2 separate regions of the Homo sapiens genome follow, and region 1 is linked to region 2. Evidence: chromatin loops called from intact Hi-C (ENCODE). Cell type or tissue: IMR-90. All regions are shown on one strand. Links, peaks and the distances in the headings refer to the core of each region. The heading gives the core; the rest is flanking DNA. Region 1 overlaps GLIS3 (GLIS family zinc finger 3). Region 2 overlaps GLIS3 (GLIS family zinc finger 3).

The links. Hi-C counts contacts between places; a loop is a spot of excess contacts. Peaks named below come from ENCODE experiments on the same cell type or tissue, not always from the same donor. Only the 100,000 strongest peaks of a DNase experiment are listed, where the experiment ranks them.
Region 1: a loop joins it to region 2, with 8 times the contacts of the local background. A loop is called at or near these places in 9 of 110 quality-filtered maps.

The regions. Positions count from the first base shown.
Region 1 is chr9:4,140,208-4,143,125 of GRCh38, reverse strand. The region is part of intron 2 of GLIS3 (GLIS family zinc finger 3); the gene reads left to right. Among named protein-coding and RNA genes, the nearest start is that of GLIS3-AS2, 160 kb to the left of the region's middle. In IMR-90, for the core only: no CTCF peak of the experiment used is centred there; a DNase peak (open chromatin) is centred at 1,525; H3K27ac peaks cover 750 bases.
Region 2 is chr9:4,083,247-4,086,164 of GRCh38, reverse strand. All of the region lies in intron 4 of GLIS3 (GLIS family zinc finger 3), which reads left to right. Among named protein-coding and RNA genes, the nearest start is that of GLIS3-AS1, 190 kb to the right of the region's middle. In IMR-90, for the core only: no CTCF peak of the experiment used is centred there; DNase peaks (open chromatin) are centred at 1,464 and 2,244; H3K4me3 peaks cover 574 bases; H3K27ac peaks cover 1,141 bases.

The DNA of each region.
Region 1 (2,918 bases), core at 139-2,638, 57 kb before region 2:
TACATTTACACAGTTTCTGCTTGTCATTTATGCTCCAGTAAAAGCTGAAAAAAGACACATATCTTTATTCTTTTTTTCTGGATATTTTGCAAGGTGAGTATGTCAGAGAGTAGGTTTGGCTAACTAGTACCCAACAGCTATAAGAGAGAAGAAAGGGAAGCGGATACCTGTGAAATTTGGCCAAAGTGATTTATTTCCTCACTGATCTTTCAGCCTTAAAACATAATTTGATTTCTCAAAATTTCTCTGAAACATGCATATCCTTAAGTGTGAAAATTTCATACACTTAGATGGGTTAGGTTTGGAAGGAAATTGTATTGATTCCATTTTGAGAATTTGGAGTTAGTATGAGCTTGTTGAGATTAATGTCTAACAGTCTTCCTTATTGGAAATACTTTGGAGATCTCTTCATAATTTTTCTGCCCATTGTAAGGTGCTAATATTACCCGATGACTTTTGGGGATTTATTATAATATTTTATTTCAAACTGGATTTGTTTCAAGGTTTGTATTCCACTCATTGTATAAGAAGATCAAAGTGAGATTTCTGCCTGTAGTTTTGTTATTTTTGTTTTGCTACAGAATGTTTAGAACACAGGAGACCACATCCTGGCAGAGTTTATAATTTGATTCACCTGGAACAGTTGAATGAGGAGGCACTCTAACCCCCAAGCTAAGGCCTCTACTTAATTGACTCTTTGATAATTAGGAAAGGATTTTGTTTCTCTCCTTCTCATTAACATTGAAAACCATAGAATCTTATGTTGTTTATTATGTGTTATTTACTCTCTTCTAAGACTTTGTATATTATTCAGGGAATAAGCTATCAACTTGATTAACATTTAACTTTTTCTTCATGTTTATTCTCAGCTTTAGCATTCAAATTCAGATAAATACTGCTACTTTTAAAATAGTATTATTTTAGGGAGAACATAAGCACAACTCTTAATTTAGATTTTTTCATACTGGCATCAATATGTATTATGGTTGCTTTTTCATTTTGATGGGAAAGAATTTGGGTTGTAAGTGAGCACCTACTCTGTTCTTCCTCATTTTTTGACCTAATTTCAGATATGATTAGTTGGGAGTTATTGCTGGTACCGTGTCTGGATTCGCATCTACAAGGTGCAGAGATGAAAGTCACATTTACTTCGATACTAACTCATGTTCCAATCATGTTTACAGAAATGCTTACATTACTCTAGTTCTCTTATAAGTTAAAAAATAGCATTAAATAAAAGAAACAGAAGGGAATTACATTATGTAGGCCTCAGCCAGATTGCCTGTGTGTTGAGATTTGTGATGTTAAAATTGTATTTTTATATTTTGGTATTTTAGTTAAAGTTATGTGATTTTATACAATGACAAATTTTCTGAGCCAAAAGGTAGATATTTCAGCCTTCCTACCTCTCCAATTTTCAGCAAATCTGTAGTATGACTTATTCTACCAATTTATGTATACAAGAAATGGTTGTTTAAATTATTTCCTTTAAATCACAACAAATCAGATGCCAAGATTCCATCTTACTCATTAGTGGGAAATTTAATCTCAGTTATTGCTAGTTGGGGTGGCCTGATACACTACCAAGGTGACACAGAATCCCAGGGTGTTTGTAGAGAGCAGAACATTCCAGGAGCTTTTCTGTGTTCTTGGTTCTTCAGGTTACTGCTGAGATGCCCTTTGACCAAGCCCCACATAGCCTCTAGGAGTCTGCTGCTCTGTGCATTGCTTGGACACAGGAGGTTTTGCTGGAGCTGGGAGCCCAGGCCCGAAGGTCTGGCCTTTGTATTTTGGCCAGGCAGCCATACCTTTTACCCCCACTGCCTTCCTTGGGAGCTGTCTTGCTACTCAGGGACCATCAAACTGTTGTTCTTCCCAGACTTTGGGCAATCCCACCTCTCTCTCTCCTTCTGTCTCCCTCCTAGAGGCACTATCCTCTTTCAGAAGGCTCTGCCACCTTCAGAGCACCTGGAATAATCTCAGTGAATTTAGATTTCTACACAAGACTGTGAGAGAGGATGAATTTGGCCAGGCACGGTGGCTCACACCTATAATCTCTGAACTTTGGGAGGACGAGGAGGGTGGATCACCTGAGGTGAGGAGTTCGAGACCAGCCTGTCCAACATGATGAAACCCCGTCTCTACTAAAAATACAAAAAATTAGCTGAGCGTGGTGGCACGCGCCGATAATCCCAGCTACTCAGGAGGCTGAGGCAGGAGAATCGCTTGAACCCAGGAGGCGGAGGTTGCAGTGAGCTGAGATTGTGCCACTGCACTCCAATCTGGGCAATAAGAGCAAAACTCCGTCTCAAAAAAAAAAAAAGATAAATTCAAACAGTGTCTACTCTTGGCCCTTTTATAATAACCTCTCTTGAGACGAAGGAGCACAAAATACAAATAATAGCTCGCTGAATTTTCTTGCCATAAACATGAGCTGCTGAATGGGCTTTGGAGCTCAGAGTTAACAATTACAGTCTAGAGGAGGAAAGGGTATCTGGCCTATGAGATAGTTGAGCAGCTCTGGGGGACTTCTGGGAGGAAGCTGGGTACTTTCCATTTCTTGGAAATAGGGGTGACTTCATTTTAATGCAAAATAATGTAATCTTCATTACTATTTTCCTTCCCTCTGGGTCTGAGGCTTCTGGGCATCCCATCTGGACTTGCAAGCCCATGCAGAATATGGAGCAGAAACAATTTATGATAGAGAATGTGTCTTTTTGGACAGTAATGGGAAATTACTGCTTAGGGAAAAACAAAGGTAGTCTGGTGGCTTTTTTTGTTCTGTTTTGTTTTTGTTTTTTGGGGACAGGGTCTCACTTTGTCACCCAGGCTGGAGTGCCGTGGTGCCATCCTGGCTCACTGCAGCCTTGACCTCCCAGGTTCAAGCAATTTTCCCACCTTAGCCCCACAAGTAGCTG
Region 2 (2,918 bases), core at 313-2,812:
CATGTCTGAGTAGGGTATGTGCAGTGGTAGTTACATCTGGTGGTTGAGGTCAAATTGTGAGAGACATTGAATTTCTGATCCTGTGAAGTTTGGACAACTCGTGTAAGGACAAAGAAATGGTTAAAAGCACGTGCACATGGTAGGCACTTTAACATAGCTGTCTTTTAGAAGGATAATTGTATTAGGCCATTCTTGCGTTGCTATAAAGAAATACCCAGGACTGGGTAATTTATGAGAAAAGAGGTTTAATTTGCTCACAGTTCTGCAGGCTTTACAGGAAGCATAGTGGCATGTGCTTCTGTGGAGGCCTCAGGAAGTTTCTACTCATGGCGGAAGGGGAAGCAGGCGACATGAACATCACTTAGCAAAAGCAGGAGCAAGAGAGAGAGTGGGGTGCCACCATTTTTAACAACCAGATCTCATGAGAATTCACTGACTATTGCGAGGACAGCACCGAGGGGATAGCGCTAAACCATTCATGAGAAATCCGCCCCCGTGATAAAGCTAGTCACCTCCCACCAGGCCCCACCTCCAACAGTGGGAATTACACTTCAACATGACATTTGGGCAGGGACAAATATTTATAATATGTCAATAATTTTGATGGTTCTCAGAAGGATAGAATGGGCAGGGGAGAAAGGGTCAGTGTAGAGATCAGTGGGGATTTTAATTCTGGCTATCACGTGGACAGGATAAAATGAGAGGGTGGCAGTGGCCATCAAGAAAAGTGAGGTCTGAGAGATACTACAGAAGGAGAAGTGGTGAGCTCTGCTGGTACAGGAAGACACCAGCAATCTGGAGAGAAACAAAGCATCTTCAAAATGCAGAGTAAGAAATGAGAAGAAAAAAGAACCCTTAGAAAATATCAATGCTTAAATGGAGGAAAGATTTAAAAAAAAAAAGCCATCAGTGATAGAGGCAAACTGATTGATTATAAAGGCGGAATGACAGTAGAGAAAAGCACAGTGGTGGGAGTTTGAGCAAGGAGTGTTCCTTAGTGTCTGACCATTGCTTTACTTGACCTGAAGTCAAGTCAAGATTGAGAGAGAGCTTTTTATTTATCCATTCCTTCATTTGCAAGCTGTTTTGTTGTTTCTGTTGAGTATATAATTTTATGTATAAACACTAACAAGATCATTTTCTATGTGCTTTTTTTTATTCCTCCCAAAAGTTTTTGCATTGCGTTGTTTGTAAAACTTGATAGCCACTTTTCATCTAGGATGGAGTCACCCTTATCTGCGTCTTTTTGACCTGCATCAATATGAATGCAAGAGGCTTCTTTAAGAACACAATGCCAAGCATTTTGGAAGATTCCTGTGCATGGATTGAGATGTACAGATTAATGGCCACAGTCCTAACGTGGTGTTCTAGAAACAGCGTCAGTCCACACGAGGAGGAAGCCAAGGAGTTTGTTAGGTCACCAGAGCTCGGAGCTTGAAGCGCAGCTTTACTGTACGGCATGCTTCTGTTGTTTATAACTTTCTGTAATGTGTGATAACAAAGAGCAGTGTGTGGTAACAAAGAACACTCTGTTACCACGAGTTATTTTAACCACCATCCTTCGGCTGCTCAGCCTTTTTTCCCCTTCTTCCTCACAGCTCTGTTTCTGGCTCCATGTCTCCGTCACCCACTTCCACCTCCTCCCCAGCTGCTCCTCCTCGTCTCCTTGTGTGAAGTCCTTTCCCGTGGCTGTTTCTTCTCCACCACGCGAACCTGCTGGAGGCTCTTGGCTTGATAGCATTAGCAATTTGCCATTATTTTTTCCTCTCCTTGCGCATGCATTTCTACCAAAGGTTCTTCAAATGTAGAGAACCGCAAGATAAGAGATATCCCACAGGCCCCTCTAAGTTTAAGGGGAGGCTAGGAATTTGTGTGTGTGTGTGTGTGTGTGTGTGTGTGTGTGTGTGTTAGAGAGAGGAAGGAAGGAGAGAGAGATTACACATTGCTGGCATCATATCACTCTGCTGTTGGTTTGAGGGCTTCGTAGTCTTTTTCTCCCCTCCCAAAGGAGTTCTTGCTGTCTTTTTAATACTACCAAGCCAGAAACACAGAATGGGCTTTTTAAAAACAGACCTGGAAAAGTTGCTGTGTTTTGTTCTAAAAATCCTGGCCTCAGACTCTGAATGGTAACAGAGCCTTGAGCAGCTCCATCTGAACTCCTGGAGAGAGGCAGGAAGTCATCTGCAATAGTGTAAATGGTGATGAACCCAGAGTAGTTAAACAGAGGCAGTTTCTTTCTCTAGAGATGATTTCTACATGCGTTGGCTTTTATTCTGGCATGAAGTAGCAAGTGAAACCAGAAATTATTGATGTAAGCAAATGGTACATAGGGCAAGAGTACTGTAAGCTTAGCTGGTCATCTTGCATAGATTTCAAGGTAGAGGGTAATTTTTATAGCTCTCCTTGCACTTTCTGCAGTGGATTTTTTCTTGTGTTTTTGGCTTGGTTTATAAAACACACCTGAGATATTTTTCTTGACCTCATTACTTACTCTTAAACATTGTCATACACATCTTCAGTGGTATAAATCATACCAAGAAGGAACATAAAAAATAACTCCGATTTTAACTAAAAAGTTCCTACCTATAGATTGGCTGTATGACCTATGGAAAGTAAATTAATGTTTCAATTTCTCAGGTATTTTTACCCATAGAATGGGAGAATTGAACAACATAAATGGCAACATCTTCTCCACTTCAAACATTCATTAGTAACAGGACAAATTCAAGGCTGGGAGCTGCATTTCACCTAGTATTTAAATTCCATGTATCTAGTAGCAGCTACCTAGAGGGCTGTGGTAAGGATTATGGACTGCCAGGCTCAGTGAAAAGAGTAGGGTATTGATTAGTGATGTCTGCTTTGGTGCAATGATGAGGAGTAGTGGCACATGTTTTGTGCTCTATTGCTGCCCAAATTCT